Regions from separate parts of the Homo sapiens genome. Here region 1 is linked to region 2. The links are chromatin loops, found by intact Hi-C in ENCODE. Cell type or tissue: stomach. All regions are shown on one strand.

What was found. Hi-C counts contacts between places; a loop is a spot of excess contacts. Peaks named below come from ENCODE experiments on the same cell type or tissue, not always from the same donor. Only the 100,000 strongest peaks of a DNase experiment are listed, where the experiment ranks them.
Region 1: it touches region 2 in a loop (2.6-fold over the local background); 8 of 110 quality-filtered maps call a loop at or near these places.

The regions. Positions count from the first base shown.
Region 1 is chr1:63,622,185-63,627,184 of GRCh38, forward strand. All of the region lies in intron 1 of PGM1 (phosphoglucomutase 1), which reads left to right. Among named protein-coding and RNA genes, the nearest start is that of PGM1, 31 kb to the left of the region's middle. In stomach, no CTCF peak of the experiment used is centred here; no DNase peak of the experiment used is centred here.
Region 2 is chr1:64,161,903-64,166,902 of GRCh38, forward strand. All of the region lies in intron 8 of ROR1 (receptor tyrosine kinase like orphan receptor 1), which reads left to right. Among named protein-coding and RNA genes, the nearest start is that of UBE2U, 39 kb to the right of the region's middle. In stomach, a CTCF peak has its summit at 2,235; no DNase peak of the experiment used is centred here; H3K27ac peaks cover 676 bases.

The sequences.
Region 1 (5,000 bases), 540 kb before region 2:
TGGCTAATTTTTGTATTTTTAGCAGAGACAGGGTTTCACCATGTTGAACAGACTGGTCTCGAACTCCTGACCTCAGGTGATCTGCCCACTTTGGCCTCCCAAAGTGCTGGGATTACAGGTGTGAGCCACCATGCCTGGCTGAGAACACACATGTATGTATTTAAATAGATCATTAATAAAATCTCAGGGATCAAATGGAATTAGATATGAAATTTATTTAGGTAAAATATTTTTAAACATCCTAGTTTCTTCAAATACAAAGGACTTAAACTGCTTCCCTAAAAACATTTTATTAAAAGTCAAGTATGCTTAAAACTGAGAAAATGTTAAAAACGAATCTCATGTTCATATTATTTTTCTAAATAAAAACTCGATCCAACCCTGTGTACTCAGAAAAACATATGTATATTTTTTCCGTGTTTTGCTTACATTTTTAAGGACTTGGTGCATCCTCACGCCTGTTTTTTTGTATATTCAAAGGAATGACCAAGCTGTTGGTTATTCAGGGCAACTTTGGAGGTATCTGTTCTTCTAGAACTGAACACTGTTTTCTTAAATCTTTGGTGGCCAATGAATAAATCTGTTAGATAATTTTTTTCCTGATAGATTGCATGTGTGAAGTAAAAATAATTTCTTAGGTTTCAAAATGACAGTGATGTAAGAAAACCAGGGGTAAATTAAGCTCCCTCACTTCCATTTTAAGATTGACCTTTAACTTGCTAGGTGGCATGGGGCAACTTTAGCTGCAGATGGCCTTCTCAGAGATGAATGCCCAGAGAGGCTCTGGTTTAAGGGATGGCAGGAGCAGTGAGAGCCACACCAGGGTGTCTTGTTCACAAATCTGCTTCGTGGGACTGCATTTGCCCTCTTTGCCTGGGCTCTGAGAGTGGAGCCTGTCAGCCACCTGGTGTTTACAGCTGAAGTTGGCTGCATGCAGCACTCCTTGGAGCTATCTCTACCCTAACGGGGAAATGAGACAAAAATAATTGAAGGGTATTTGGCTTGGTTAAGTGGGCAGAAGTGTCCTCATCAAAACAACTTTGAAGACCTGCTTTGTGTGTGGGTGCGAGTGGGTGTGTGGCCCTTAACTTGTTCACAAGGGACAACAACAACAAGGAATTAACCAAGCTTTCTCATTGAGAGTGATCGTCCATGCAAACCCTCTATTTTAGTTACTCATACGACACTGTTGCAGCTTCAGGTTGGACAGACCTATTTTGGAGTCCCTTGACTGCTTTCTGGACACCCTCACTGAGCCAGTCGGTGGAAGTGAAGGATGAGTGATTTTGAAGAATGGATTTCTGGGACATATAGAAAAATGGAAGAAGGTCCTCTCCCTCTGTTGACTTTTGCTACAGCTCCCTACCACGATCAGAAACCAGGAACAAGTGGATTACGGAAGAAAACCTATTATTTTGAGGAAAAGCCATGCTATCTGGAGAATTTCATCCAGAGTATATTCTTTTCCATAGACCTAAAAGATCGCCAGGGATCATCACTGGTGGTTGGTGGAGATGGGCGGTACTTTAATAAATCAGCAATAGAAACAATAGTGCAGATGGCAGCTGCCAATGGGGTGGGTATATGATAAGTATTGTTATGTTTCTGGCTCTCCAAATAACCTTAATTTTACAGAAGTATACAAACGTACAAGGATTTATATGTGGTATACACTTCAATTCTACTAACATCCAGCTAAGTTTCATTGTAACTTCAGTGATTGTATATTGTGAAAATACTTCAGAAATTACATTAGCCACACTGGGATACAGGAATGTTAAGTTCAGCTTCTTAGGTATTATGCTGTGTTCTGTTGCTTGACAAAGTACCTGTTGCTTTTTAGACATTTAAAGCACACTCCCGGTCTTAAGCTGTTTTATCTACATTCTAACTAGCTTCAAGGGGCACCCTGTCCTGTGTAAGAGGGCTCTACTGAATGGTGGAGAGAAGAGGATTTTGTTTTCTTTCAATGGCTTTCTTGTTGAAGTTCAGTCACTTGTCAAACAGGAAAACAAAAGCCAGGGCATGCTGTTGTTTATGGATCCTGGTAGTCACGCAGAAATGCTAGGAGGGGTTGGAAAATGTTAGGTGTGAGCCTTTTGAGGGGACCTGTTACAGGGGCACCTGCTTATAATGACCTTGGACACAAAGAAGCCGTGCGCATGGTGAATTTGTGCAGCAGGGTAGAGATAATAACTCCTGTAAGACTATAGTATGAGGCGGCTCTGCTAAACCTCTGCATCGTGAAAAACCGTGTTGGCTGGATTAAGCAAATGAGAAGGAATATTGTACCAGAACGCATTGATCTTGATAATCTAACAATTCGTGCAGCCCACTGGTTTCCAGGAAGGTGGGCATCAGGACATTGATGTTTTTGCTCTGCAAATTCCTCAGTGGGACCAGAAATACATTTTTAGTGTTTTAGATAATGATTAGCAATTAGTTGGAGCACATAGTCCTTCAGTACCTGCAAATTTTAAAATCTGGTGTATTTCTTTTCTGGAAGAGATTCTGATTCTTGGTAGATAAAATGTAGTATTGCAACTAAGTGTGTTAGACATTCATTTTCAGTGTATTTTCAAAATATGCTGAGCAGGTATGTTTGCAGAAGCAAAATTAAAGCAAAACAAAATAAAATGTACCACCACACTAAATTTTAAAGTGTTTGTAGATCCTGTTGTTTATAATTAGAGTTTTCCTGATACTCAGTTTCAGAATCTGAATGCCTCTCATGTAAAAGTTGCTGATAAAGCACTCAAATATGAAATTATTATGAAGCATACACATTTTTAAGATAAAATGTGACATGCCATAAATTTTTTCTTTGAGGAGAGCTGCAAAGGGAACAGTATTAAGATGCTTTTAATCTTTTGAGAGGGAACGAATGGAACATTATTTCTCCACATATATCTAGACTGTTGAGTGGATCTGGTACACTGTCCCCTTTGCTGTGATATATTTGGCTCCATTTCATTTTTGTGTGGAGCTGAAGAATGTGGAAGAAGTGGTAGGAATGTGTAATTCAGGCACACCCTACAGACTTTCTCAGATTTGCCCTCTGAAGGTTTGCTAAATAATACATTTAAGTGATAATTGACTAAATATGGTAGCTGCCTATTTGTTAGAGCTGTTGGCAGCCCAAGCAATATTTTCAAGTCTTTTCAAGGTAAGCTTAGAGGTGAGAGCCACCTTATTAAAAATAGCACTGCATTTAAAACAGTCATGCTAACCAACTGAATTGCTTAAAATATTAGTGGACTGGATAAAGCACTTCAATCGGATGCGCTTTAAACCTGTGAAATTCTAAAGGGTTTGATTTCTTCTCTTTCTAACATATCCTAAATTCTGACTGTTTTAACATGCCTTTGATTGTGGGTGGGACTGCAGGGAGGAAATCTAAAGGAAGGATAATTATTACCACAGATTTTGACAAAAGTCAGTGCTCCTTTCTCATTTTCTTTAATACCCACTGTGCCCATAAGCTGATTCTTGGAGGGCTTTTCAGCCCACTGAGCTAAATGGAGATCATTTTATTTTTTTTCCCTTTACCATACTTTATCTGGTGCATTTATGGGTTATAAGTTTCTCTTCATTTTTTATTTACATAGAGCTCTCTGCTTTTAAAGGACGTTTTATTGCACAAAATAAGATATTGACGGGCCCCTTTTAGAATATTGATATCTCATTCAGTCCCCAGAGCTCTAAACTGAGAGGTAAGTTTAGAGGTAAGAGCAGGACCCATGTGCATGATTACAGGACAAAGAAAATGGAACTTGTTTTTTAAATAACCTAAGAAAATACCAAGCCCTGTTTTCAATTAAAAGGAATATTTAAAGTTTACTCCCTGCCATGTTTGACTATTAGATGTTTGGAGAACAATGAGATACCCATTTTGGTGGGGAGGCGTGAGTTTTAAGGAAGGAAGTCGTGGGAAAGGAAGGCAGGCAGGGGAGGCCATTTGAGGATGGACTCTTAGTGCCTGGCTGAGGGGGTTATCTCTAACTTGGGAGCCAGGAAAGGTAAAATGTACATAACATCAGATTTACCATTTTAACCATTTTCAGTGTATGGTTCCCTGGCATTAATTACACTCACAATGTTTTACAACCATCACCACTATCCATCTCCAGAGCCTTTTTTAAAAATCATCCCATACAGAAACTCTGTACCCGTTACACAATCATTCCCCATTTCCACTCCCACCAGCCTCTGGTAACCTCTGTACTACTTTCTGTCTTGATGAATTTGCCTATTCTAGTTACCTCATAGAAGCAGAATCAGACAATCCTTGTCCTTTTGCATCTGGCTTATTTCACTTAGCATGATGTTTTCCAGCCTTATCCGGGCTGTAGAATGTGTCAGAATTTTATTCCCTTTTTTTAAGTTAAAAAATATTTATCCTTATGACCTGGCAGTCACATGAGAAAAAAAAAGAAAAAAAAAATTATCCTATATATGTCCTTCCAATCACATCCATATCTATAGATTGCAATGTCATCTTTGAGTACAGTGACAAATTCTTTAAAAAGTTTTAGTTGTGGTAAAAACATGTAATAAAATTTACCACCGTAACCATTTTTAGGTGTATGGTTCAGTGATGGTAACAAAACATTGTTGTGCAGCATATCTCTAGAAAGTTTTCATCTTGCCAAACTGAAAGTCTGTGTCCATTGAACAACTCCCCATCTTTCCCTCTTCTGAGCCCCTGCCAACCACCATTGTATTTTGTGTTTCTATGGTGTTGACTTCTTTAAATACCTCATGTAAGTGGAATCATACAGCATTTGTCTTTTGTGACAAATGCTGTATGACAAATTTCACTTAGCATAATGTCCTCAAGGTTCATCCATCTTGTGGCATATGGCAGGACCCCCCCCCCCCCACACACACACACACTTTTAAGGCTGAATAATATTCCACTGTATGTATACACAATATTTTGTTTATCCATTCACTTGATGATAGACGTTAGCGTTCTTTCCACCCTTTGACTTTTGTGA
Region 2 (5,000 bases):
TCCTGGAAAAAGCACAAAGGACTCTGTAGACCTTAAAGAAAATTCCTAAATGTAAACAGAAAATCTCTAAAACTGCTTTGGAAGGTCACTGACACATAAATATTACATGTACCTATAAAATCTAAAAGGAAAGGACACACATAAGAAAGAAACAAAGAAAAGTCCTGAAAACAAACACTCCACCAGAGCAAAATCAAAAGAATATTTGGAGGCGAGGATGAAAAAGGAATGAAGGATAGAAGCCAGTCTGCCCTAGCCTTATTCTTTTTTCCCCTTGGCCAATTCAAAAGTCAGAGACTCTAGGGTTCTTATTTATCCAAATGAATGTGCCCTTCAGGGTTTAAACTCTCTGCTTCCATCTCTCTTCACTTGCTGAGCCGCTAAAATTCTCCTGAGTGTTTGGATTGAGAAGAAGAGGCTCCTGTGGGAGATTAGAAACTGATACCCTTGAGAGAGGACAATAGGGAGCTGCCGACAGACTGGCTGACGAGGCCCGGCTTGGGTCCCCAGAGAGGTAGGACAGTGCAGTTGGAAGTAAAAGCTTTTGATGAGCCATGAGTTTCCTTCTGATCTGTGGGCAAAGGAAGCCAGTGGACCAGAGAGGCACCTTAACGCCGAACAATCAGGAAGATGGAGATGTCCTGGCTCCCATGCCAACTGCTCTGTGACTCTGAGAAGCCATCTAGCTTTTTGCAGTTCAATTTTCTCAGCTGTTCAGGAGAAGAAGTAGACTGCATTCAAGTATAAGACTGTTTATTTTCCTGTTATTTTGTTTAGCCAAAGATTTGAAGCCATTCAATCCTCTAACGAGTACTGTAGTGTTGCCTAAACTAAGCAGGATTTTCTATATTGCATTACAAATTTTACAATCTGAGTGAGGTTGTTTTTTCTTCTTTTAGTACAGCAGAAATTGAACCTTCTCAGAGGAGCCTGGAAACTCTAAATTCCCTTCTCTGTTTCTTTTCCTTTGCTTCTCCTTCCCTTGCCCCTACATCCCCTGCCAGGTATGACTCTGGAAAACAGCATTCTGTAAGCTTGCTTGGGTAAGGGAGAGAAGCTGTGGTATGTGCTACTGTGGGAGCAGGGAGGGGGCAGAGTCTCCCCTTCAAGAACAGGATGGGTCCCATTCAGCCCAGGCCTCCTGGCTCCTCACCTGCCTGGAGGTTAGGCAGACAGAGAGGTTAAAAGATGGAGGAGTCTGAGGGGCATGGTTGCTCACACCTGTAATCTCAGCATTTGAGGAAACCAAGCTGGACAGATCGCTTGAGCCCAGGAGTTCAAGACCAGCCTGGGCAACATGGGGAAACCCCATCTCTACAAACACACACACACACACACACACACACACACACACACACACACACAATTCGCCAGGCATGGTGGTGCATCTCTATACTCAGAGCTACTCGGGAGGCTGAGGTGGGAGGATTACTTGAGCCTGGGAATTTGAGGCTGCAGTGAGCTAAGATCATGCCACTGCACTCCAGCCTAGGCAACAGAGTGAGACTCATCTCAAAAAAAGAAAAAAAGATGGAGGAGTCTGAGAATGGGGGCGAGGAAGAGTCAAGGCAGGCCAGGGGTGTGAGATGCAGCCAAAGCCTGGACAGCCCCCATGAGTCGAACTCCTGCAGCTCCTGGCTGATGTAAGGAACATCGCAGGGGAAAGAAAGCAAGACTGGCCCAGCTTTCCAAAGCTGATGGCTGTGTTTTACTTCTCAATTTACCCTCATCTCTTGCCAGCTTCTCTCCTTTTTCACTTCCAGACAATTCATCTCTCCGTTTTCCTTTCCAGCCAAAGTAGTTGCTGAATATACTGAAATTTGATTACATTCTCTGGCCCTGTCCCTTTTGCCAGCAACATGCTTCCATCTAAAAGCCCTGCTGGAGTCTGGCTACCCTTTTTAATTTGCTGTTCTTACCAAATGTCACCACACTTCATGCTAAAATATCCTCGATAATTTTTCCACTCACTCCTTAAAGCTATTGTCTCCCAACACTTCTGAGCTCACCATTCTATTAACATGGGCCTCTTGGGAAGCACCAGTGATGTTATTTAATCCAGTGACCTTTGCCAAGTCTTCCTCCCCTTTAATTTCTCTGGAGCCTTTGATATTCTTAACCACCATCCTGAAATATATTTTTTTTTCCCCTTGACTTTCCTCCTATCTGCTTCCCACACTTCCTTCACTAGTTCTTTTAATTCCCTTAATGGGAGCATCCTCTGACATTCTTTTCCTCTCTCATTCTCTTGAGCTGATTTCATCCTCTGGCATTGCTCTAGCTCCCCCTTGAGTGTAATGATTTCCCAACCTGGAAGGCCCAGTTTCAAGTTATAAAATTCTTGCCACCAAAATCCTGCCACCCAAAAGTCCATACTATCGGGGCCTAGCTTACCTTTCCAGCCACACTTTTCTCTTAGTTTATTTCTGGAAAGTAGTCTGATACACTTCAAAGAGCAAGAGTGTAGAGACAAAGAGATATGATTACAAATCTTGGCTCTGCTGTCAACTGGCCACAAGATCTTAAGCAAATAACTAACTTCTCTGAACCTTTTATTTTCTCATCCATAAGGCAAGGATAAGAATAGTACTTAAAAGGGATATTTTTTACACTTTGAGATAGCATGTCTGGCACCTCACAGGTACTTAATAACCAGAAATTACTATTATTGTTATAACTGATGAGTACAGATCTTTTTTTTAACTTTTATTTTAAGTTAAGGTGTACAAGGGCAGGTTTGTTATGTAGGTAAACTTGTGTCATGGGAGTTTGTTGTACAGATTATTTGATCACCCAGGTATTAAGCCCAGTACTCATTAGTTATTTTTCCTGATCCTCTCCCTCCTCCCAAGCTCCACCCTCTGAAAGGCCCCAGGGTGTGTTGTTCCCCTCTGTGTGTCTATGAGAACAACATTTAGCTCTCACTTAAAAGTGAGAACATGCGGTACTTAGTTTTCTGTTCCTGTGTTACTTTGCTAAGGATAATGGTCTCCAGCTCCATCCATGTCCCTGCAAAGGATGTGATCTTATTCTTTTTTATGTCCACATAGTATTCCATGGAGTATATTGTATGTACCACATTTTCTTTATCCAGTCTATCACTGATGGGCCTTTAGGTTGATTCCATGTCTTTGCTGTTGTGAATAGTGCTGCAGTGAACGTATATGTGCATGTGTCCTTATAATAAAATCAGTTATATTCCTTTGGGTATATACCCAGGATTTAAATTGCTAGGTCAAATGCTATTTCTGTCTTTAGATATTTTAGGTTTCCACAATGGCTGAACTAATTTACACTCCCATCAACAGTGTATAAGCGTTCCTTTTTCTCTGCAACCTCGCCAGAATCTGTTGTTTTTTGACCTTTTAATAATGGCCATTCTGACTGGTGTGAGATGGTGTCTCATTGTGGTTTTGATTTGCATTTCTCTAATAATCAGTGATGTTGAGCTTTTTTTCATATGTTTGTTGGCCACACGTATGTCTTCTTTTGAAAAGTGTCTGTTCATGTCCTTTTTATGGGGTTGTTTTTCTTTAAATTCCTTAGAAATGCTGGATATAAGACTTTCACCGGATGCATAGTTTGCAAAATTTTTCTCCCATTCTGTAGGTTGTGTTACTCTGTTGATAGTTTCTTTTGCTGTGCAGAAACTCTTTAGTTTAATAAGATCCCATTTGTCAATTTTTGCTCTGGTTTTGATTGCTTTTGGTGTCTTCGTCATGAAATCTTTGCCTGTGCCTATATCCTGAATGGTATTGCCTATGTTGTCTTCCAGGATTTTTATAATTTCGGGTTTTACTTTTTTTTTTTTTTTTTTTTTGAGATGGAATCTCGCTTTGTCACCCAGGCTGAAGTGCAGTGGTGTGATCTCAGCTCACTGCAACCTCCACCTCCTGGGTTTAAGCAATTATCATGCCTCAGCCTCCTGAGTAGCTGGGACTACAGGCATGTACCACCACACGTGGCTAATTTTTGTCTTTCTTCATAGAGATGAGGTTTTGCCATATTTCCCAGGCTGGTCTCAAACTCCTGGCCTCAAGTGATTCACCTGCCTTGGCCTCCCAAAGTGCTGGGATTACAGGCATGAGCCACTAGGGTTTTACATTTAAGTCTTTCATCCATCTTGAATTAATTTTTGTACATAGTATAAGGAAAGGGTCCAGTTTCAATCTTCTGCATATAGCTAGCCAGTTATCCCAGAACCATTTATTTTACTAGGGAATTCTTTCCCCACTGCTTGCTTTTGTCAGGTTTGTTAAAGATCAGGTAGTTGTAGGTGTGCAATCTAATTTCCGAGTTCTCTATTCTGTTCCATTGTTCTATGTGTCTGTTTCTGCACCAGTACCATGCTCTTTTGGTTACTGTAGCCCTGTAGTATAGTTTGAAGTCAGCTAGCATGATGCCTCCAGCTTTGTTCTTTTTTCTTGGCTATTTGGGCTCTTTTTTAGTTCCATGTGAATTTTTAAATAGTTTTCTCTAGTTCTGTGAAGAATATCAATGGTAGTTGAGTAGGAATAGCATTTAATCTGTAAATTGCTTTGGGCAGTATGGCCATTTTAATGATATTGATTCTTCCAATCTATGAGCATGGAATGTTTTTTCATTTGTTTGTGTCATCTCTGATTTCTTTGAGCAGTGTTTTGACTACAGCTCTTTTAATGAAGCAAATGCTGTGCAAACATAGATTAATGAAGCAAATGCTGTGCAAACATAGGATACTGTGGGCTGGGGAGGAAGCTATAGGATCCAGCAATGCACAGCATTAACTGGGGTGAGGACACAGGCAAGAGAATCCCAGCAAAGATTATAGAGGTAGCTCTTTGGACAGCTCTCGTATTCCTTGTGTCCATCCTGTTAGCATACATTCTCCTGCCCCACACCCTGCTCACATCCTGGATAAAATCCATCAGGGTGGAGAAGGTCTGACAGTGAGGGCTGGGAGGCTGCCCGGTACATAACCTCAGCTTAAACCAATGTCTATAGAAACTCTACTTCTGGGA